2 separate regions of the Homo sapiens genome follow, and region 1 is linked to region 2. A link is an interaction called in ENCODE POLR2A ChIA-PET data of the cell type or tissue named here. Cell type or tissue: MCF 10A. All regions are shown on one strand. Links, peaks and the distances in the headings refer to the core of each region. The heading gives the core; the rest is flanking DNA.

What was found. Peaks named below come from ENCODE experiments on the same cell type or tissue, not always from the same donor. Only the 100,000 strongest peaks of a DNase experiment are listed, where the experiment ranks them.
Region 1: POLR2A ChIA-PET joins it to region 2 with 5 read pairs; 1 of 35 experiments calls an interaction of 5 or more read pairs at or near these places.

Annotation. Positions count from the first base shown.
Region 1 is chrX:10,146,741-10,158,612 of GRCh38, reverse strand. It overlaps CLCN4 (chloride voltage-gated channel 4), which reads right to left and starts at 1,638. Exons shown (of 13, transcript NM_001830.4): 1 at 1,513-1,638; 2 at 62-324. In MCF 10A, for the core only: no CTCF peak of the experiment used is centred there; a DNase peak (open chromatin) is centred at 1,902.
Region 2 is chrX:10,577,373-10,589,529 of GRCh38, reverse strand. The region is part of intron 1 of MID1 (midline 1); the gene reads left to right. It also overlaps the pseudogene RNU6-800P. Among named protein-coding and RNA genes, the nearest start is that of MID1, 37 kb to the left of the region's middle. In MCF 10A, for the core only: no CTCF peak of the experiment used is centred there; DNase peaks (open chromatin) are centred at 10,029 and 11,479.

The DNA.
Region 1 (11,872 bases), core at 70-4,069, 420 kb after region 2:
CTGCAGCGTCCGCGCTGCCGGGGGCGCCGGGGAGGGCATCCAGGCGCCGCGCGCCCCTTACCTGCAGTGCCGCATCGCGCCCGCGGCCGCCCACCTGGACAGCATCCTCGAGCATCCTTTCTTCAGCGCGACGGCTGCGAGCGCCGTGACATCACCAGGAGGCGGGCCCCACGCTGCCACGTGACGCCCTCGGGGCGAGGCAGGGAGGTGTGCGCGGGGTGGGGGGAAGACCCTGGAAGTCCCGGGAGGTGAGGGTCGATGGCCAGAAACCCTCGCGCTGGCCGCCCCTCAGGCGTTTCGCTTGATGTGTGCAGCTTGCCTGGCCTTTCGCGAAGAATTATGAAAAACAACACACAGGAGGAGAAATCCAAATTATTACAGGCTCCAAGCGAGTAATAGGATTTCAAAAGAATTAGCAATAAAGGGATTACAGTGAAAGGAAATACAATTTCATGTTTTATTTTAAAACTAGTATTTATCAAATGCAGTGGAGAAATAAACATTTTGTGCAAATCAAAATGACACAAAATATAGCATGGACATACTTTGCCTAGAGTTTCTATGTTTCAAGCCGTATATCGAGTATTATACCAAACACTTTAGTTCAAAGCAATTCATTATGGAACATTATACTAATTGCACGGATGAATAATGCTTTAATTACTCTGAATAGCTGCATTCCAATATTAATTTGTATTTGCCAAAGGAAAAAATGGTGACACCACGTATTTCTACTACTTACTTAAATATGTGATGATTTAAAATAAAGCACTGCTACGTGAGCATGGTTGTATTTGTGTCTCTGTTTTCTTACATCTTCTGGCAAGGCATTTAATCTCTGAGACATGACTTAATTCACAATAACTCATTATTTCACATTTTCTAATCTTTATCACATTCTGAAGAAGTGAGTCATTTTACTATCACAGAAAATATGTACAATGTCAACATTTCTCATTCACAACTGAAACAGCCTTGCCTAGAAAGACTTTAGAAAATTACAACTGTGATAATTTTGTAAATTTGAAATAGCGTATTTCAAACTTAAGCAGTGCACATATAAACTTTTCTTTTGCCAAAATACACAAGCGTTTTTGAAATGTAAAAGGACAAAAGCAAAGACTGCTTTTATTTGTATTCCAATTGCAAATAGATTCATTTACTTTCACTTGAGTTAAAAATCACAATTTTAACATTCCCTTTGCTCACAGCCCTGAAGGAGACATGAAATAGATTGTTTTACAAGCAGGCTAGAGTTAAGTTTACTTGCAGTTTATTCCATCAGCTTTCGTGTCCTTCTATATTTAACCCTGGCCCTTATACCGTGATTCCCTCCAAATTAACCAAATTTCTGTTCAGAAGGTTAATCTCTAATTTGGGGATAAATACAGCCCTTGACTCTCACAGCGATCAATTATTTTCAACACCAGATTTTAAAAATCAACAAAGTCGCAGTGTACTTTACTAGGTCACTCCTCTCAAATTTGTTTTTCTGAGTGATAAGCAGCTTACCTTCCGCTTTCAGATTCTGAGATAAAGTTAAAACGCTACCGAAATCTCCTGCTCCTTTGGGTTGAGGGTCTAATGGAGGCAGAAACTGACAAGCTCATTTTCCTGCCAGAGGCAAATGTCGATTTCAGCCCGGAGGGCCCCGGAGGCCGGCTGGGAGCATCACGTGCTCGGCCCAGCCACTCAGCCCTGCCCAGCCAGCCTGGTCACCTCTTGGCTCCGGAGCCCCGCCGTGCCAGTGTCATTCGCCTCCTACCCCCGGAGCATTCGTGTCCAGAGAAAACCCGGCGTCCCGGAGACAGGACGCCCCACCCTCAGGGGCTGGGCTGCACGGAATTCTGTGACCGGATTTTCCAGCATCAATGGGAGGTGGTGGGTATACAAAATGCCCTGCAGCCTGAAGAGGATGGTAGCACGGTGCAGACAGCCTTGCTCCGTATTCCGGCTTGGCTGAAATGACGAAATACAGGCAACCTTCTTCATCCTGGAGCAGTTTTTTTGCAGTAGGTTAGTTTCACCTTCTCTTTTTTCTAGGTGATTGCTCAATTGTAAAAAACATTGCAGCAAACCGGCAATTCAGACAAGGCCCAGAACTGGGCCAAGCAATTCTCAACAGAATGAGAGAGCTGTCTGAACACCCTCCACCCTCGCCTTTCAAATTGTCATTTTAGCCAAGATTAAAAAACAAAACCAAAAAAAGCAAAAACCAATACCACCCATGGGAATGTAAGTTGAGCAATCTTTCTGGTGGTCTGTTTAGCATTTTTCCTACCAAATGCCTTACAGATACACAGTTTCGCCAATTACTCCGGGCCCTACAGCTGTTGGTATCATGTGCTCCAGCAACTTGATGTCCAAGAATTTGTCCTGGGGTGTGGGGAGTGGGGGTGGGGGGAAGAACGGTGTGCAAACCCCTGACTAGGGAAAGTTTGCTGCAATATTACTTATGATCTCAAAGCACTGGAAACAAGTTAAATCTCCAAAAACAGGGGATGTTTTAAATTATAAGCCATCTGTGCAGTGGAAGAATTAAAACTAATACGGTGGTACACACGGATGGAAAAAGACATGTGCAGCGGATTAAATGGGAAAAAAAATGGAAGCTTCAAAGCATTATGTGCTGAGTGATCCGTCGTTTCTATGTAGGTGTAATATATTTATATCTACACATATACCTTTGCGAACACAGAAAACTATTAGGAAATGAATTCACTAAAGTATCAAACATGGTATCTCACTGGTTAGTGGGATTAAGGGTGTTTTAAATTTTTCTTCTTTTAAGCTTAGAGATATCGTCTAATTTTTCCACAGTGAATATGTATTGCTTTTATAGCAACAAAAAAATTGTTTTCTTAAAAGCACCATATAGACATGATTATGGAATAAACAAACAGTTTTGGCTAATTTTTTAATGCAGATTTCATTACTTGAAGATCCTGAATTCTTAACCACAAAGTCCCGAGGGAACAATCCCTAGCCATCCTAGATTATTCTGCTCATGAAGATCTTTAGGAAAGAAAGTGCCATTCAGGGGCCGTTGTTAATATTTAACCATCTGTATGTCCAGTTTTAATTTCTCTTCCATTTAAACCTACTTCTTTTTACTTTGCTCTGTGTGGAGATAGAAAGCTGGTTATTACCATCCTTCATGAAAAGATTCTTTCAATAGTTACGGAATAATAACCTTTGAGTTTTTTGTTCATTCGAGACAGGGTCTCACCCTGTCTCCCAGGCTGGAGTGCAGTGGCACGATCATGGCTCACTGCAACCTCAAATTCCTGGGCTCAAGCAATCCTCCTGCCTCAGCCTCCCAAGTAACTGGGACTACAGGCTCTTTCCATTGTCTTCACAGATTTCTCTTTCCTATCCCTTTGAATCTTCTACATTTTTTCTCTTATCTGCCAGTTTTCTACAGATGTCATACAAGGTTTAGAACAGCGGTTCTTAATGGGGTGATGTTGCTCCCTTTCCCCCAGGGGACATTTTTGGCAGCCACAACTGAAGTGGGAGGAGCCGTGTGCTCCTGGCATTGAGTGGGTAGAGGCCAGGGCTGCTGCTGAACATCCTACAGTGCACAGGACAGCTCCCTCTCCACTCCTACCTCCCGGGACAATGAACATTTCGGCCCAAAATATCAGTACAATAGTGCTGAAGTCGAGAAACCCTGGTTTGAATTACTGATGGAGTATAATTTGATGCCCAAGATGTTCCATTTCCCAGCCATTTTCAAGAGTTCCCCATTGTATGATGTGCTGGAAGCTCTCTTCATTATAAATCCCTTAAAGGTAGTACTCCCAGCATGTGGGACGTGTCATTGCCCACCTGTGTGTGCACCACAAACCACCTCTGAAAAGAGACATCGGGAACTGCTAAGGGTGTTATCTCTAGGGAGGAAAACTGTGTGGCTTGGCACAGAGGTGGATGGGAAATTTTCATAGATTTGGATGCACTGTATATTTTTAAAACAGACATTTTCCCACCACTAAATTGTTAAAACTCACTATTCAATTATTCTATAAATGGTGGGTTTTACAAAACCTAGAGGTGAGGACCCTATTGCCTCTTTGTGTCCAAGCCCCCATATATATGTGTGTGTGTTTGTATATATATTATATATTATACATATATATTTTATATATATATATATATATATATTTTTTTTTTTAGACAGTCTTGCTTTGTCGCCCAGGCTACAGTGGTGCAATCTCAACTCACTACAACCTCCGCCTCCCGGGTTCAAGCGTTTCTTGTGCCTCAGTCTCCTGAGTAGGTGGGATTACAGGCGCCCACCACCACACCTGGCTAATTTTTGTATTTTTAGTAGAGATGGGGTTTCACTATGTTGCCCAGGATGGTCTCGAACTCCTGATCTCAACTGATCCGCCCGCCTCAGCACATGCACCCTGTAGAGAGTGCCTTCCTCTGCAGCATGTCATCTGATTCTCGCAGCAGCTGGTTAACAGGAGTAGGGCAGATCTGCTGTGCACCCATTTTGCAGACAGGCTCAGAGACAGCCCTGACATCAGCCTCCTGTTCTGATGGAGGCTGGAGCACCCTGGGGTCAGGCTAGGTCTTCTCTGGCCAGGACCCCAGCTTCTTCCCCAGGCGCCTCTGACCATCCCCTCCACCCTTCTTGGAGCCACAGCTTCCTGGGACCCTCTGGACAGCACTCACCAGCTTAGACCCAAATTATTTACTCGCATTAACCCCTGAGCTCCTGAGCTCCTGAGCTCCTGGAAGGACAGAGGGGAGCTGCATTTACCTGCTCTTTGAAAGCCCAGCATATAGCACTGTCTCTGGGATACAGTTTGTTACACCAGAACTAAAATTTTCCCAAATGTTCTCAGCCAACCGCTTTAATCATACACCATCTTGAAGTATTACATGGCTGTATTGCAGTATTACTGCCTGTGCTATTTTGCCAAGCTTCTGCAAGCCCCACTTTTCCCTTCTGTAAAACAAGGAGAAGGAGGAAGAGTAATAGTATCCACCACTTGTAGCTGAGTGAGACGTAAGTGAGAGATCTGGAAAGAGCACAAGCAGTGCCTTATTATTAGAATTTGAGACACAAGAAAAGTTGTGTACCCCTAAATACAGTGATCAAGATACCCTCTTGTATTTTGAACCAAGTGAAAAAAGTCAGTAAAGACCCTACAACCGAAACACACACGCACAGAAACTATGTATAATGCTCCCCGTGGCCCAATTTATTTGCACCCACATAAACCTCCCCTTCAGATACCTCCTGGCCAAGTAACCCCTCGCTGATTGGAATTGACTATGCTCCCTTGCCCAACACTGAAGGGGAGTGAAACAAACCACAACAGCCTGTCCTTATTTAAAATGTTCATATCTTGTACATTGTAATTTTCTGCACTAATTTTGATTTTATAAATTATATATGTACATATATATGTACATATATATGTGTGTGTGTATATATATACATATATATGTGTGTGTGTATATACATATATATATATTTTTTTTTTTTTTTTTGAGATGGGGTTTTGCTCTCGTCGCCCAGGCTGGAGTGCAGTGGCATGATCTTGCCTCACTGCAACCTCCATCTCCCAGGTTCAAACAATTCTCCTGCCTCAGCCTCCTGAGTAGCTGGGATTACAGGTGCCTACCACCACACCTGGCTAATTTTTGTATTTTTAGTAGAGACGGGGTTTTGCCATGTTGGCCAGGCTGGTCTCAAACTCCCGACCTCAGGTGATCCACCCACCTCAGCCTCCCAAAGTGGTGGGATTACAGGCGTGAGTCACCGTGCCTGGCCAGTATATTATCTTGATTACTGATTTTTGTGGTGCCCTCTTACGTTTTGCACCCAAGGTAAGTGCCTCCCTCACCTCCTCCAAATTCCAGCCCTGAGTATCTGGTAAATTATTCTATAAATGGGGGATCTTATAAAACCTGGAGGTGAAGACCCTATTTCATCTATCTTTGTATCCTGAACTCCTTTACACCTGAATACACCATCTCCAATGAATGAATGAATGAATGAATGAGTTGCTTCCATACCTAGCTGGGGGCTATGCACATGGCCAGCATCCTAAAAGATTTGGGGAATAAGTAAGTGACATGGGATATAAGAATATGCAATCCAGCCTTTTCTAGGCATTCTGGGCTGTGTTCACAGATCTCAGCAGACATCCAAAAGCTGCAAACTCAGACCCCATTGCCCTGACATCGATCCAAAGTGACAGCCTTGACTGACGTGACAAACAACAGCTTTGAAATCCCTCTGCTTTTGCAGTGGAGTGGAGTTGTTGTCAAGGACATTGTCTGTGCTGGGAAGCCTGAGAAAAGAGCCCGTGTAGCTCTAAGGCCTAAGAGAAGTGTTGCCATCCCTTAAAAAAACCATATGGTGCTTTTCCTCTCTGACAATAAGAACTGTGGAGCTGCCACTGTCTCCTTTTTCTCTGTGAGTGCCAGGAGACTCAGATGTTGCCAAGGCAATTCAGTAGGCCTGTCTCCTCCAGTAGGCATATGCACAGTGGCATGTCAGTCATCGTTAAATAACCCAGCTCTCCAAGGGTGGGGCATGGGGAGGGAGGCTTGATTTGTAGCTTGTGCTGATTCTCCTGGTGTAAATTCTCCTGCCATGCCTTGCTTCGAACTACTGAATGGGGAGCTGGAAACTGATGCACGATAGCCATCATTGGACAGCATCTCCACCACGCACAGACAGAAGTCAGTTATCTTATTGCACCTGGACAGTGAACAGCTTTTCTCACCCAGGACCTGGCCTCTGAGAAAAGCTGCTCCTTGTCCAGGTGCCTTGGGTTGGAAATGGGATTTTTCTAGAATTGCACTGCTCTATGGTAGCCACTAGACACAGTTACTATTTACATGAAAATGAATTTAACTTAAAAGTTCCAATTCAGTCCCTCAGTCACACTAGCCACATGTCAGATGCTCAAGAGCTACATGTGGCTTGTCACTACGGTATTTTAGCGCAGATATAAAACAATTCCATCATTGCAGATAATTCTATTGGATGATGCAGTAAAATATTTCTTTTAAACGAACTCCATTGCAATAAAACAATTTGTGTTTATTACTCATGGGATTCTGCCTGTAATTGCAGGGTAGAAACAGCAATCTGGCCAGAGCGTCTGTTAGTGGGAACAATGGAAAGGCACAGATTCCAGAAGGCCGTGTGCCTCTAGCCACAGGTCTCAGACAAGATGCTTCCAAATGCCACTGAATGTGCAGCCTCTGCCGTTGGACTTCACCAGGAGCCTGGGAATCTTCTAAGAGGGGAGCGTCTGATCACTTGTTCCAAAGCAAAACTTGAGATGCATGCCGGAGTACATACATACTGAATACAGGAACCGGCCCTTCAAAGCTCAGTGCTTCTAGGGTGGGCTGGAGAATGACCTCCCCAAAGATGTTCACCCCCTTATTCCCAGGACCTGTGAAGATGTTGCTTTACGTGACAAAAGAGATTTTGCAGATGTGATTAGATTAGGGATCCTAAGATCGTGGGGAGATGATCCTGGGTGGCCCCAGTGGGCCCAGTGTCGTCACAAGGATCATTATAAAAGGGAGGCAGGAGGGTCAGAGTCAGAGAAGATTGGCAATGGAAGCAGAGATCAGAGAGGGAGATTTGAAGCTGCTACACTGCTGGCCTTGAAGATGGAGGATAGGGCCATAAGCGAACAAATGCAAGTGGCCTCTAGAAGCTGGAAGAGGCCAGGAAACAGAATCTCTCCACTAGCCTATGGAAGGAACACAGCCCTGCTGGCACTTGATTTTAGCCCATTCACACCCAGTTTAGACTTCTACCCTCCAGAAAAGGAAAAGGATGAATATGTGTTGTTTTAAGCCGCTAAGTACAGCAGCCATTGGAAACGAACAGAGCCTTGGCTCATTGATTCATCCGATTCCTATTTACGGAGCCCTCCGTCTGCACCAGGCAGAATGCAAGGCCCGAGGGTCAGCCACGCTCGGGAGTGACTGTGTCCCTCTGCTGAGTCCCTCTTACAGTCCATGGGGAAGACAGTCATGAAACAGGTCTTCCCAATCAAGAGTGGGGAATCCCTGATGAGAGAAGTGTTGAGTGATGTGGAAAAATACCGCTAGGGGTTGAATTATGTACTCCCAAATTCATATGTTGAAGTCTCAACTCCCCAGTACCTCAGAATGTGACTATATTTGGAGATAAGTTCTTTAAAGAAGTGGTTATGTTTTCACATCAGGCCGCTAGGGTGGGGCCCTAGTCCCATCTGACTGGTGTCCCTATGAAAAAAAAAAAAGGAGACCCCAGGGTCATGCATGCAGAGTGATGACCACGTGAGGAGGCAGCAAGCTGAGGGGAGAGGCCTCGGGAAACCAGCCTGCCAGTGCCTTCATCTTGAACTTCCAGCCTCCAGTGAGAAAATCAATGTCTGTTGTCGAAGCCACCCAGTCTGTGGGACTTGGTTACGGCAGGCCTAGCGAACTCATACACGTACATAAAGCAGAGGGGCCAAATTTCTTCAGGGATGGAGACCACTTCCGGCCTCCTTGAGAAAGTCATGGTTAAGCTATCCAAGGACAAGTGGGAGTTAGCTCAAGTTGGGGACTGTGGAAGAGTGGACCAGAGAGAAGACAGGGAGTGCCCATAGGTAGCCAGGAGGGAAAGGCCTTCTTTCTGCTACAGCAACTGCAACAAGTAAAATTTGGCCACAGTAGCATTGCTCAAAGTTATTTTTGCCTTTTGTTTGTTTGTTTGTTTTTGAGACAGAGTTTCACTCTGTTGCCCAAGCTGCAGTGCAGTGGCATGATTTCAGCTCACTGCAACCTCCATCTCCAGGGTTCAAGTGATTCTCCTGCCTCAGCCTCCCAGGTGGCTGGGATTACAGGCGCCCACCACCACGCCCGGCTACATTTTTGTATTTTAATGGAGACAGGGTTTCACCATGTTGGTCAGGCTGGTCTCAAACTCCCGATCTCAGGTGATCCACCTGCCTTGGCCTCCCAAACTGCTGGGATTACAGGTGTTAGCCACCATTCCCAGGCTAAAAGGTTTTTTGTTTGTTTGTTTTGAGACATCCAGAGTAATGAGTGTCTTTTGTATGCGAAAGAGATGATGGTAGCTGAGGGCCCTAGGTAGCCTCAGGATAGGGGCTGGTCACCAGTCACCAGAAAGACCAAGGCAAGATAACAGATTGGGGACTTTTAACCCCACCTCCTTGACCTCCGGGGAGGGGAGAGGGGCTGAAGCTTGAGTTTATCACCAGTGGTCAATGATGTAATCAATCATGCCTATGCAATGGAACCTCCATAAAAACCAAACACCACATGTTCTCACTCATAGGTGGGAATTTAACAATGAGAACACATGGACACAGGGTGGGGAACATCACACTCCGGGGACTGTTGTGGGGTCGGGGGAGGGGGGAGAGATAGCATTAGGAGATATACCTAATGTAAATGACGAGTTAACGGGTGCAGCACACCAACATGGCACATGTATACATATGTAACAAACCTGCACATTGTGCACATGTACCCTAGAACTTAAAGTATAATAAAAACAAAACTTCAGTAACAAACAAACAAACAAAAGCCCACAAAAGGACAGGGTTTTCCGTGGGCTTCCAGATAGCTGAATACACAGAGGTTCCTGGAGGGTGGTGCCTAGGGAAGGGCATGGAAGCTCCGTGCCTTGCCTTCCATACCTTCCACATCGCTTCCATCAGGCTGTACATCTGTATCTTTGGTAATATCCTTTATAACAAATGGCTAAACATGTTTCCCTGAGTTGTGGGACCACTCTAGCATGTCAGTGAACTTGAGGAGGGGGTCATGGGAACCCCCATTGTATAGCCAGTCGGTCAGAACCACAAGCCACAACCTGTGCTTTTCATTTTTGTTTTTTGAGACAGATTCTCACTGTGTCACCCAGGCTGGAGTACAGTGGTGCAGTCTCGGCTCACTGCAACCTCCGCCTACCGGGTTCAAGTGATTCTTCTGCCTCAGCCTCCCGAGTAGCTGGGACTGCAGGCGTATGCCACCATGCCCAGCTAATTTTTGTATTTTTAGTAGAGATGGGGTTTCACTGTGTTGGCCAGGCTGGTCTCGAACTCCTGACCTCGTGATCTGCCCACCTCGGCCTCCCAAAGTGCTGGGATTACAGGCGTGAGCCACCGCCCCGGCCACTTTTTTTCTTCAAGACAGGGTCTCACTCTGTCACCCAGGCTGGAGTGCAATGGCATGAACACGGCTCACTGCAGCCTTGACCTCTGGGGCTCAAGCTCAGCCTCCTGTGTAGCTGGGACCACAGGCACATGCCACCATGCCCAGCTAACTTTTTGTATTTTTTTTGTAGAAACGGGGTCTCGCTATGTTGCCCATGCTGGTCTTGAACTCCTGGGCTCAAGCGGTCCTCCCACCTCAGCTTCTCAAAATGCTGGGATACAGGCATGAGACACCACACTCGGCCTCAACATCTTATTTAATGGGGAAACACTAGTTTTTCCACCAAAGTCTGAAAAAAGGTAAATAGCCTTGCATGTATGTGTATTTATCTTATTGTTATTTTCTGTCTTTATGCAGACAAAGACAGAAAACAAAATAGACAAAAACTCATGAAGAAATATCCAAAATACATACGAGTAAAACTATAAAGCATTCCTGAAAGGCACAAAATTAGTCTTGGACAAATGGAAATACACTCTTGGATAAGAGGATTCAACATCATAAAGATTGCGGTTCTCCCAAATTTGTACGTTTAATGCAATTCCAGTAGATTCATAATTTTTTTTCCCTGGAGCTAGACAAGATAATTATAAAATTCATTTGAAAGAACAAATAAGCAAGAATATCCAGGGAAGCCCTGAGAAAGAAGAAAGGAAGGAGGGCTAGCCCTAACTGATATTAAAACTTACCAACAAGCCTCTATAATTAAAGCAGCTTTGCTCATAAGCACAAATTTTGATTGTGCTGAGATGCTTTCTCACCTCTGCAACTGGCAAAGACTCACAAATGTGACACCATTCTATTGCTGAGGTTGTGAGGGAACTGTCTCATACATTGCTGGTGAGAATACAAAATGGCAAAGTCCCCGTGAGAAAAATGCAGCAACACCCAGCAACATGCCGCATGCATTACTGTTGACCCAGAGATCCCACTTCTTGGGATGTATCTCACGAAAACCCTGGCAAAGGCCGGGCAGGGTGGCTCACACCTGAAATCCCAACACTTTGGGAGATCGAGGCAGGAGGATAGCTTGAGACCAGGAGTTGGAGACCAGCATGGGCAACACGGCAATACCGTTTCTATCAATAAAATAAAAAAAGAAACCCTGGCAAAAATGTGAAAAGATGTCTGCAGAAGACTTTCATTGTTGAATTATTATTTTTTGAGACGGAGTCTCGCTCTGTCGCCCAGGCTGGAGTGCAATGGCACGATCTCGGCTCACTGCCACCTCTGCCCCCCAGGTTCAACCGATTCTCCTGCCTCAGCCTCCTGAGTAGCTGGGATTACAGGTGCACGCCACCATGCCCAGCTAATTTTTGTATTTTTAGTAGAGATGGGGTTTTACCATGTTGGTCAGGCTGGTCTCAAACTCCTGATCTCATGATCTGCCCACCTGGGCCTCCCAAAGTGCTGGGATTACAGGCATGAGCCACCGCGCCCGGCCTGTTCAATTATTTTTAATAGTATGACTAGAAACAACCAGAAGATGGTTGAATAAACAATGGTACATCCACTAATGTTGTGTGCAAAGGTAAAATGAAAAGAACACTTACACATACCTTTGGGGGATATGGGGATGGGGTGAATGTATTTTGCTTGTGGGTTGGATGTGAATTTGGAGGGGGGGGATGCAGAGGACAGATCATAGTGGATTGAATGGTGGGCCTAA
Region 2 (12,157 bases), core at 7,580-11,579:
CCCACGGCATGCCTTTATCGGCACTTTGGTTTTGGTTTTGACTTGGTTTGAATTGCTTGACGGAACTGGTCTTGGGAACTTGCCCGCTCCATTTGAGTGGAAGCGTGGCCTGATCACCCACAGCGTGCCTTTATCAGCACTTTGGTGTTGGTTTTGGTTTTGACTTGGTTTGAATTGCTTCACAGGACTGGTCTTGGGAACTTGCCTACTCCATTTGAGTAGGAACTTGCCTACTCCATTTGAGTGGAAGCATGGCCTGATCACCCACGGTGTGGCAGTACCGGCACTTTGGTTTTTGTTTTTGACTTGACTTGGATTGCTTGATACTTGGATTGCCTGGATTGCTTAGTTTTGGTTTTGACCTGGCTTAGATTTCTGGATACTCTAATTTTGGTTTTGATTCTGGTTTGGTGTAAACTGCAAAAGTGTGTGTGTGCCCTTTTTACCTGTTCTTTGTTTTGTGGTGTGCGTGTGGTGTGAGCATGGTGTTTTGTCTCAAAGAAGCATGGGTCAGGCACAAATAAGCCCACCCTACTAGGAACTATGTTGAAAAATTTCAAGAAAGGATTTAAGGAAGACTATGGAGTACTATGACACCAGGAGAACTTAAAACTTTGTGTGAAATAGACTGGCCAGCATTAGAGGTGGCTTGGCCATCAGAAGGAAGCCTAGACAAGTCCCTTGTTTCAAAGGTATGGCACAAGGTAGCCTGTAAGCCAAGGCACCCAGACCAGTTTCCGTACAGAGACAGTTACAGCTGGTTTTAGATCCCCTTCCCCCCACAGTAGTTAAGAGAACAGCAGCATAAGCGGCTGGCAGAGGCAAGGAAAGACCAGCAGACAGAAAGAGAGAGGCAGAAAGAGAGGAAGAAACAGAGGCAAAAGGAAAGTCAGAGAGAGACAGAGAGACAGAAAGTCAAAGAGAGAAAGAAAAAGAGAAAGAGAGAAATATACAAGTAGTTAAAAAAAAAAACAACAGTATACCCTATTCCTTTAAAAGCCAAGGTAAATTAAAAACCTGTAATTAATAATTAAAGGTATTCTCAGTAACCCTGTAACACTCTAATACTACTTTGTTGTCAGTGTAAACAAGGGCATATCCCAAGAGCACTGAGGCCTTCCTATCAAAAATCCTTAACCCAGTAACCCGCGAATGGCCCAGATGCATTCAATCTGTAGCGGCAGCTGCTTTGCTAACGGGAAAAAAAAAATTATGCAAAAAATGTTGTATAATTTAAAAGTACTCAGTACTATTGAAGAAACAGTTTATGTTCAAGGTGTATAAGAAAAGTAAAATATACCTTTGGTAAAAGGATTATAAGGAGGCATAAGAATGTGGATTTTTACCTACATTAAAAGGTTAAAAAAATTATTGTTTTGAAAGTTTAAGCGAGTTTTGAGACGTTAATTGTAAAGAAAATTCTGTGTGTAAACATATTAGCTAAAGTTAAAAAGGTATCATCCAGTTTTTCTGTGAACTGGACATTAAAATAAAAATGCAACAGGTTTTTCTTAAAGCACCAACCTGCTCTTTAACAAAAATTATGAAAGGTTAAAAAGAGTATATAAAATCTTGCTTATGGTCAAACATTAAAAATTAGATAAATATGTCTACAAGGTTTTATTAAAATTAAGTTTAACATCAATAACACTAATATAAAGGTAAAATTTGGCTTATCTAGTATAAAAATCATACAGAAAGCATTGTTAAATGTAAAATGGTATTTGGCTTTCTTTGGTCTAAAAACTAATAAAAATAGGTGCTAAAGGAAACATTCATTTTACTAGAAGATCATAAAAGTTAAAAACTTAAAACAAACTTTGGCAATTAAGACAGCATACCAAGATGCAAATGCCTGGTTGGAATGGATCAAATATTCCATGTGCACGTTAAACAAAAGCAATTGTTATGCTTGTGCACATGGCAGGCCAGAGGCCCTGATTGTCCCCCTTCCACTAAGGTGGTCCTCCAGTCGACAAGGCATGGACTGTGTGGTAGTTCTTTTCCAGGATTCTACAGCCTGGAGTAATAAGTCATGCCAAGCTCTCTCTGCTATATCCCAAAGTCCGGCACCCTGCGGGTCAGCCCCCGAGGGCTGTCCAGCCTCCGTCTCCCAACACTAAGTTCACTTCGTGTCTCTCACGACAGGGAGGAAACTTAGCATTCCTTGGAGACCTGAAGGGATGCGATGAGCTTAAGAATTTTCAAGAGCTTATCAATCAGTCAGCCCTTGTTCATCCTCACGCGGATGTGTGGTGGTATTGTGGTGGACCTTTACTGGGCACTCTGCCGAATAACTGGAGTGGCACTTATACTTTAGTCCAATTGGCTATCCCTTTCACCCTGGCATTTCATCAACCAGCAGGAGAAAAAATAAGACATTGTAAAGCGAGAGAAGCCCCTTGTAGGTCTTTCAACTCTCATGTCCATTTAGACGCAATTGGAGTCCCATGAGGAATACCAGATCAATGTAAAGCTTGAAATCAAATAGTTACAGGATTTGAGTCAATATTTTGGTAGATGACAGTTAATAAAAATGTAGATTAGTAAACTACATCTATTACAACCAACAGCAGCAAGCTTTTCATGAGTTAAAAGAAAAACTCACGTCAGCCCCAGCCCTGGGGCTACCTGACCTAACAAAACCCTTTACACCCTATGTGTCAGAAAAAGAAAAACATGGCAGTTAGAGTTTTAACCCAGACTGTAAGGCCCTGGCCAAGGCCAGTGGCCTATCTCTCAAAACAACTAGACGGGGTTTCCAAAGGCTGGCCTGCATGTCTAAGGGCCCTAGCAGCAACAGCCCTGTTAGCACAAGAAGCAGATAAGCTAACTCTTAGGCAAAACCTAAACATAAAGTCCCCCCATGCTGTGGTGACTTTAATAAATACCAAAGGACATCATTAGCTAATGAATGCTAGACTAACTAGATACCAAAGCTTGCTCTGTGAAAATCCCCACATAACAATTGAAGTTTGCAACACTCTAAACCCCGCCACCTTACTCCTGGTATCAGAGAGCCCAGTTAAACATAACTGTGTAGAGGTATTAGACTCAGTTTATTCTAGTGGGCCCAACCTCCAAGACCATCCTTAAACATCAGTAGACCGAGAGCTGTACGTGGATGGGAGCAGCTTCGCCAACCCTTGCAAAGTGACTCTGAAGAAGACGACAAGCCCTGCTTCAGTCACACCCAGAAGCTAACTGGTCCATGCACGGCCGAAACATGAGGAAACTCATCGCAGGACTCATTTTCCTTAAAATTTGGACTTGTACAGTAAGGACTTCAACTGACCTTCCTCAGACTGAGGGCTGTTCCCAGTATATACATCAAGTCACTGAAGTGGGACAAAAGGTTGCTACAGTCCTATTATTTTACAGTTATTATAAGTGTACTGGAACTCTAAAAAAACTTGTTTGTATAATGTTACTCTATACAAGGTATGTAGCCCGGGAAATGACCAACCTGATGTGTGTTATGACCCATCTGAGCCTCCCATGACCATAGTTTTTAAAATAAGATTAAGGACTGAAGACTGGTGGAGGCTCATAAACGATACAAGTAAAGTGTTAGCCAAAACAAAACAAAACAAAAAAAGAAGTGCCCAAACAAGTCACCTTGAAATTCGATGCCTGTGCTGTCATTAATAATAATAGGTTAAAAATAGGATGTGGTTCTCTTAATTAAGAAAGAGGCTATATGGCAGAAAATAAGTACATTTATCATAAATTAAGACTGTGTAAAAATAAATGTGGATACTGGTCTTGTGTCATTTAGGCTACTTGGATAAAAAAAAAAAATCCTGTCCACCTTCAGCAAGGGAAAAGTGGCCCTTCCTGTACCAGTGGTCAGTGTAACCCCTTAGAACTAGTAATAACCAACCCCCTTAATCCTCACTAGAAAAAAGAGGAACGTGTAACCCTAAAAATTGATGGAGCTGGACTGGATCTTCAAGTAAATGTCGTGGTTTGAGGAAAAGTTTATAAACGCTCTCCTGAGCCAGTATTTCAAACCTTCTATGATGAACTGAATGTGTCAGTACCAGAAATTCCAGGAAAAACAGGAAATTTGTTTTTGCAATTAGCCGAGCATATAGCCCAGTCTCTCAGTGTCACTTCGTGTTATGTATCAGCACAAGTGTAAATATGTGAATCATTATCAATCTATTGCACAGGAAGACATAAGTAGCAAAAATAAGAGTGAGAACTCCCACTAATAAAAAGTGAGAGTCTCAAAGGGGGGAAATGAGAGAAGAGAGACAGACCCTCTCATATTGTTTTATATTGTTTTATACTCAGAAAAGGAAAGAGAAGCAAAACTAAAGGCAGGTAGCCCGGCGCCTAGCAACCAGACGTGAAACCAAGGAACCAGACCTGAAACCGGGCCTGGGCCTGCCTGACCCAAGCCTGGTAGTTAAAATTCCACCCCTGACCTAGCAACTGATGTTATCTATAGATTATAGGAAGACATTGTAAAACTTCCCAGTCTGTTCTGTTTCACTCTAACCACCGGTGCATGAAGCCCCTGTCATGTACCCCCTGCTTGCTCAATTGATCATGACCCTCTCACGTGGACCCCCCCACCTTAGAGTTATGAGCCTTTAAAAGGGACAGGAATTGCTCATTCAGGGAGCTCGGCTCTTGAGACAGGAGTCTTGCCGATGCCCCCAGCCGAATAAACCCCTTCCGTCTTTAACTTGGTGTCTGAGGAGTTTTGTCTGCGGCTCGTCCTGCTACCCAATTTTCTCTGCGATTATTTTCCTTCTAACCCTTTCTTAAAGTGATGGGCTCTAAAAAATCATGATTCAGCTGCTATTGCAATTTTACCTAGCCAGTGAATTTATTTATTTTGAGATGCTTTTTGATATTATTGTCATTGTCAAATGACATTATGACATTTCAAAAGACATTGGCTGTCAGCCAGTGGGATCTAGTCTTAACTCATCTTTGGTGCTCACCGGTCATAAAGCTGTAGTCACATGTGTTTATTTCCCCCAGCACTCTTCCCTCATTTCCTTCCTTTCCTTCCTGAAATTTCCTCTTCCAGTGGTGCAAAAGCTGGTGAGTAAGTACTGACAAAACCAATGCCTCTTCCAATGTCTCTATTCATTTCCTTCCTGTCCATCCCTATAAGCTTAACTGTACATCCATGGTTATTTTCAACTTTGAGTTAACATCGTAGAATCAAACACTTAAGATATTCAGGTAATTCTGAATACCATATGCTATGGTTTGAATGTGTCTCCCAAAATTCGTTTGTTGGAAACTTAATCCCCAATGCAGCAGTACTGGGATGTGGGGCTTAATGGTAAAGCCCTTACGAATGGATTAATGCCGCTATTAAAAGGGTTTGTGGAAGTGGGTTCTTCCTCTCCTGCTCTTTTGCCATGTGAGGACATAGCATTCCTCCCTTCCAGAGGACACAGGCTTCAAGGTGCCATTTTGGAAACAGAGATACCAGGCCCCTAACCTGCTCTCTGTTCTTCTTTTTTTTTTTTTTAGATGGAGTCTCAGTCTGTCGCCCAGGCTGGAGTGCAGTGGTGTGATCTCTGCTCACCGCAACCTCTGCCGCCCGGGTTCAAGCAATTCTCCTGCCTCAGCCTCCCGAGTAGCTGGGATTACAGGCGTCTGCCACCGTGCCCAGCTAATTTTTGTATTTTTAGTAGAGACGGGGTTTCACCATCTTGGCCAGGCTGGTCTTGAACTCCTAATGTCGTGATCCACCCGCCTCAGCCTCCCAAAGTTCTGGGTTTACAGGCGTGAGCCACCGTACCTGGCCTAAATCGCTGTTCTTTATAAATTACTTAGTCTCAAGAATTCTGTTATAGCAGCACAAAATGGACTAAAACATCATGGTTCCTGCTTTTTTGGCTCACTAAGTGTTCGTGGCTTTTCTCTTTCAAAATTTTATTGCTAAAATAAATAAAGATGTCACTACTTTACAATAATTCATCACATTCCATTTTTTTGTAAGAAATAGTAAAAGTTGGATTTCTATGCCCTTGAAAAAGAACTCTATCCTTGAGGCAATCTGAAACTAAGCATTTAACAACTTGAAAAATTAGATCACAACCCTCTGACCAAACACCAGAAAGTTTTATACTGAAATTCAGATACTCTTTGCTTGTTTATTGGCAGGGAAAAAGCCAAAATATCAAGAAAGCCAGCACAAATATGAGTAGTAATATCCCCTTAGCTAACATAGATTTGCACCACCCATCTACCTTCTATCATGTCATCCTTTTTATTTCTTTCATTTTATGTATGAGTCTTTGAAATGTTTGTGTTTTTAAAAACCTTTTATTTTTTTATTTCCTTCATTAAAATGTAAGCTCTCCAAGGGCAGGCCTTTATGCTCATATTTACCACCAATTTGCTGCTGCCTAGAGCAGCTCCTGGCACACAGAATGACCTCAAAAAATACCAGTGGAATGAAAGAGTAATGAAAGAAATGACTCATCTGGTTTTACTCCAAAAGAAGTAGTTCTAATTTTTTTTAATGCTTAAAGAAAGCCAAATGGATATACATATAGGATTTCCAGTGTCATAAAAGTAACAAAATTAGCTTACTCTTCCAAACTCTTATTTTATTAATATTTTTTAATAATAAAAAATTATAGAATGCTTCATGAATTTGTCATCCTTGCATTGGGGCCATGCTAATCTTCTTTGTATCATTCCAGTTTTAGTCTATGTGCTGCTGAAACAAGCACCAAACTCTTAAAATTAGCTTAGGTTCAGAGTGAAGAGCTGAAGTTGCAGACCAGACCCAAGCTGTTTTGGGACTATGAAGGACATTAAGGGCTCTGTTTATTTGAGCAAAATCTATGGGTGAGGCTTACCTGCTTTCTGCCAATTTTCCTTGTACAACAGCTGATGTCAGAGGGTGGTTGGATAAGGAGCTTGGAGCCGTTGGTAAGGAAGTTCTTATCACTTTCTTGCAGGCTCCTTTTACCTCTAGTCTTCTATGACTCAAGGGTCATTCAGTGCCAAATGAAATTCTGCCTCTGTGGTAACTGCTAGAAAGTCCAGTGATGATCTGATTTCTAGTAACAACTATTGGCCATATCCCCAGGAGGAGATAAGAATTGTGTCTATTAGGAAATAATTTTCCATGGATCTATCACCTTTTTGTACCTCTTGTGAGCTGGAGCACTGAATGATTTTATTCCAGACTATTCCCCAGGATGTTTGTATAGCAAACAGTCTTGGGAGATAGAGGTAGTATCTCGCGCCAGGGGAGAAGGCAGGTTTGTTTGTTGTTCATTATATTAAAGACAATGTCTTCCTCCAGGGCAAAAGTTGGGCAGGCTAACTTGCAGTCCATTATAAAAGATTCAGATTTCCTAAGCTTGGAGTTGCTTAGGTATGATGCAAATCTCCTGAGTGTGCAAACATGGACCTAGGATGCTCCGTAGGACTTCGAGAACAAGGGGAACCAACAGAACATGAAACACATACCATTTGAGTAAAAACAGCCTTTATCTTTGATTCAGGTGTCTTCTGCCAGCATTCATGAAACGAAACTGGCAAATAGCAAAAATCTGAAACATTTCACTGTTCTTGATAGTTTCACATGCTCCATCCATGCCAGGGTCCCTTATTTCCTGCAAAATAAAAAAATTCTGACAAAGAGTGCATATGGGACAGGGTGACCTTCACTGGGAAGCGGAAGTGAAGCCCCAAGTTCATGGTGGGAGATCAGTGGTAATGAACAGAGGTATGTCATAGTGTAGGAAACAGATGAAATTGCCAATGTGAAGATAAGTCATTAGTGTTAAGAATAAAAATGCTAGTTCATTTCACATTCACATACTGTTTGTTCACATAAGATGCTCCATAAATGTTATTGAATAAATGGATTTATATCCTTCTTGCTTGCAAAAATGGTATGAAGAGGTTTCCAGTAAAAAACACAGATAATGAATTTATTCAAAGAAGAGTGGGAAGAGGCGATTCAGGACAAGAAGGGAAGAAGGACCCCAATCCCCCATCCCCTACCACCCTGTCCTTCCATAAGAGTGAGAATTTTGTCAGGCATTTTAAAAAGTTCACCTCACTAATCCTCAAAGGACCCTTAAGATTGCTCTCAGATAAGGAAACTGCATAGAAGATAGGAAGAGCATCTGTGAGTATAAGATATGTACAGTATCTGGCTCCGATCTGCCTTTGCAAGGAAATGGCAGAGCCAGGATTTGAACTCAGGTTATCTGGCTTCAAGGTACTACATGTTTTTTGTTTGTTTGTTTGTTTGTTTTTTGTTTTTGTTTTGTTTTATATGACTGAGTTTTTTTACTCTATCACCCAGGCTGGAGTGCAGTGGCGCAATCTCGGTTCACTGCAACCTCCGCCTCCCAGGTTCAAGTGATTCTCTTGCCTCAGCCTCCCGAGTAGCTGGGATTACAGGCACCCGCCACCATGACCAGCTAATTTTTCTATTTTTAGTAGAGATGAGGTTTCACTACATTGGCCAGGCTGGTCTCGAACTCCTGACCTCAGGTGATCCGCCTGCCTCGGCCTCCCACAGTGCTGGGATTACAGGCGTGAGCCACTGCGCCTGACCTCTACATGTTTTTTTTTTTTTTTTTTTTTTTTTACAGGACACCACATTGACAGTGTCAGCCCAAAACTAGACCAAGAACACTTGGGCACACTGAGCTCAGGGCTTAGCCCAAAGTTTTCTGAAAGCATGCCAGAGGGAAAGCTGGATGAAATGCTTTGGTAAAGAAGAAAGCACATCAGCTCATCACTCATCTGACAATAGAAAGGACTGATCAGGAAGTGGGGAAAAGGAGAATAGTGGCAAAACATAGAAAAGAGAAAAAAAAAGACTGAAATTTTTAATGGAGCGCAAAATCAGACATATTTTTTTACTTTTTTGAACTTCTTTAGAGACTACAATAATAATTCTTATGTGATAAGTCCAATAAGCTATGATGATGTTTTATTAAATGTACCATCATACTAGCAGCTTTTGCAGAATTTGCATCAGAAGAAAAGTATAAGATATTACCACCATGACTTGGCAAAAGCGGTATACTATATTAATGTTAGCCACTTAGTTGCTGTCATTGTTTCTCAGCACAGTACCCATTGCCTAGTTTCCCTGGGAGTTCTTGAAAGCTCTATTGAAAAGTTATATTTAAAGTGTAAGTTAGAGTGTGCTGTGAATGGAGAGAAAATTGTTTTTCTTTTTGTAAAAAATTCACTTTCCTTGGGACTATATACTAAGTTAGCTCAGTTATTTGACAGAACCAGTATCTTATTTTACAAAGAGAAAAACATAGATCTAGAAATTTCCAGAAGCAGATCACTGGTTGAAAGGGCGGGGCGGGGGGGGGCATGTGATTGAATGTGATTTGAAGGCAGTTTTAATTTTATGACACTTTACAGTGTGTGTGTGTGTGTGTGTGTGTATGTGTTTTAATGATAACCTAATTTTATTGTCCCAGACTTAAAGATCTGTGCCACCTGGAGAAACTACAGTTCATCCATTAGCATGTAAATCTGTTAAGAGTATTTTTGCTTGAATTTCTCCGAGAAGGCTCCCGGCTTTGTTCTGTACAGACACACAGTCCCGACGCTGTTCTTAATATCCTGTTTTCATTTGTCAGCGCTGTTGTCCTTTTCATTGCCATGTTCCCATCATTCCTCTTCTTTCATGTGGTGCTTTACAATAACATTCAGAACAAAAGAGTCACTCCTCTTTCTGTTGCCTTTAAAAAAAAAAAAAAAAGACTTCTTCCCCTGACTGCAGAGCTTCAGTGATCAGGGGAAATGTTTAAAGCATGTTATTCGTAATAGTTAACCAGGAGTTGTGAATAAGGGTTCGTTTTCCTTACTTTTTAAGATCAGGAGGTAGCTTCAGGGTATTGTGAGCAAAAGGTTTTTGTGTGTGGCTGACTTTGAAGTTGAGGGAAAAAGCGATTTTCTTTGAGAAAAGGAGGCATCATATTTGAGAGAATTTCCAATCTGCTCACACAATGGGAATCAGTTACTCTATAACATCGTCATTACCTCCATGAGTCACGAGACTAGTATTTGTTCTTGTCTTTGAACTTAAGCTTTCCAGTGTTCAGAGAACAGTTGTGAAATGTTGCATTGGCCATCATCAATAACTATTTTGCTCCTGGTTGGTAATAATTGGGAAGGGGAGGGTGTGTACTTTCTCTGCCTTCTAGGAGAGTATTATATAAATAAAGTGAGAAAAAGTTTCCCCAAGCGGCAAGCTTTTCTCCAGGGCACAATCTATTATACTTGCTGCAAAAATCCCACTTGACTGGTCTTTCAGAGAATAGATCACTTGCGTCATTTTGCTCATTTCCAGGTGACCTTTTGCAGATATGAGCAGGCAGTTGTTTTTAAATAAACATTATCTACAGGTTTCTGTTTCTGCACTAAGGAAGGAATGTTTCTGTAATGCAGAAGGGATGCTATGACTGAGGGGTTTGTGAAGAGTGAATTCTAGCCAGTCTCAAATAATTCTGAAAAGGTGCTTTTGTATATGTATATGTGTACTTATGTATACATGCACATTGTATATAACTACAAAAACTAATTCCATTATGGACATATATAGGACTTTATACAGACATAGTTATATGAATATATATAGAAATACCTATCAAACTATAAATACATTTGAGAAAGCATTCAGGGACAGCAGTGTTAAAAGCTTTTCATCTGTGACTGGTTTCACAGAAATTAGTGACTTCCATTTCTGCTACCATCACGCTGTTGGTCTGTTCACCAGGAGGGTTGATTTAGACTTCTGCCAGGAGACTAGGTGTGGCCATCTCTCACCCTCTTCCTCTCTGTCCAGTCTGCTATCATTGCCTTCAGAACCAAATTCTTGCATGATACCCAGTACAGCATAGACCTGGAAAACATCGGTCATTTTCAATATAATGTAAAATAGGTTCTGTGTGCCTTTAAAACTAAATGCTTTATTTCTTAAACTGTAAAAGACATGAAATGTCTGAGACATTCAGATAGTGGGAAATTTCATCTGCAAGTTGTCAGATTATGCCCTTTAGAAGATTGTAATTTTTTTTGTTGTTTATCATTTTCTCTTGAGGGGTGGAGTAAATATTTCTTTCCTGATGTTTCAACTTCAGATGTTCAGGCTAATTTTCCACTACAGTGCCAAAATAGGGAAAAGTTAGGCCTGTAGAATTTTGACAATTTAAATGTTGTTTTAACAAAAGCCATGTCTTGATGAAAAGTTCTTTAGAATTCTACTTGATGATCTATGTGTGTCTCTTCCGAGGACAATGAGAACTTCTTAAGGAAGTCATCTATATGTGAAATTGAGTAATCCTTTTATTCATTGTTAAAAGACAAATGAAGTTATAATTTGGAGAGACATAAGCCAAAAAATCTATGTTTGCATTTTTATGTCCTAACATGTGAAGCATGCTTTGATTTACTGTGAAGTGTTGCAATGGCAATAAAGTAGATGTTGAGACGTGCAGACTGGGCAGCCCGAGGAAGCAGTTCTTGCCTCTGCTTCCCCTTTATCATGAATGTTCCTTAAACACCTTTGGTGGAGTCCAAATGTCTGGATTATGAATTGAATTGTGCAAGATTCTTTTTTTAAACACTTTCCTGATGATTTACTTTACTTGCAGTTTCTTGTCTTGCATGGTGATAAGCAATATCCTTCAAAGAACTGCAGCGCAGGACTTTTTTTTTTTTTTTTTCTTTTAGGAAGACTACTTCCCCTTCCTCCTTTAGTCAATCAAATTTTAAAAGATTACTTCTTTCCATTCTCAGTTCACCCTTTCTTTGCCATTCTGGAGACTGAAATTTTGGACACCCATCACAGATTTGCTATTATATATATACCGTGTATGTAATATTAAATATATATATATATATACACACACGATGTTTTTATATATGTGTGTACATAATGTATGCATACGTGTGTATGTGAAACCTGTGTGTATATACATATATTTTAAATTGTTTATCAGGATGATAGATTGCTATTTAGGTCACTATTTTTGGAAGAAATAAATGACTGTTCTTTGTGTCTGTACTGGAGATTGTTCTTCCTGATATAACTTTGAAGAAAACTTCTTCCAGACATTATACATTAATTCAGAAGATAAAGGCACAAAATAATGTGTATATTATTTTTTTAAATGAACAA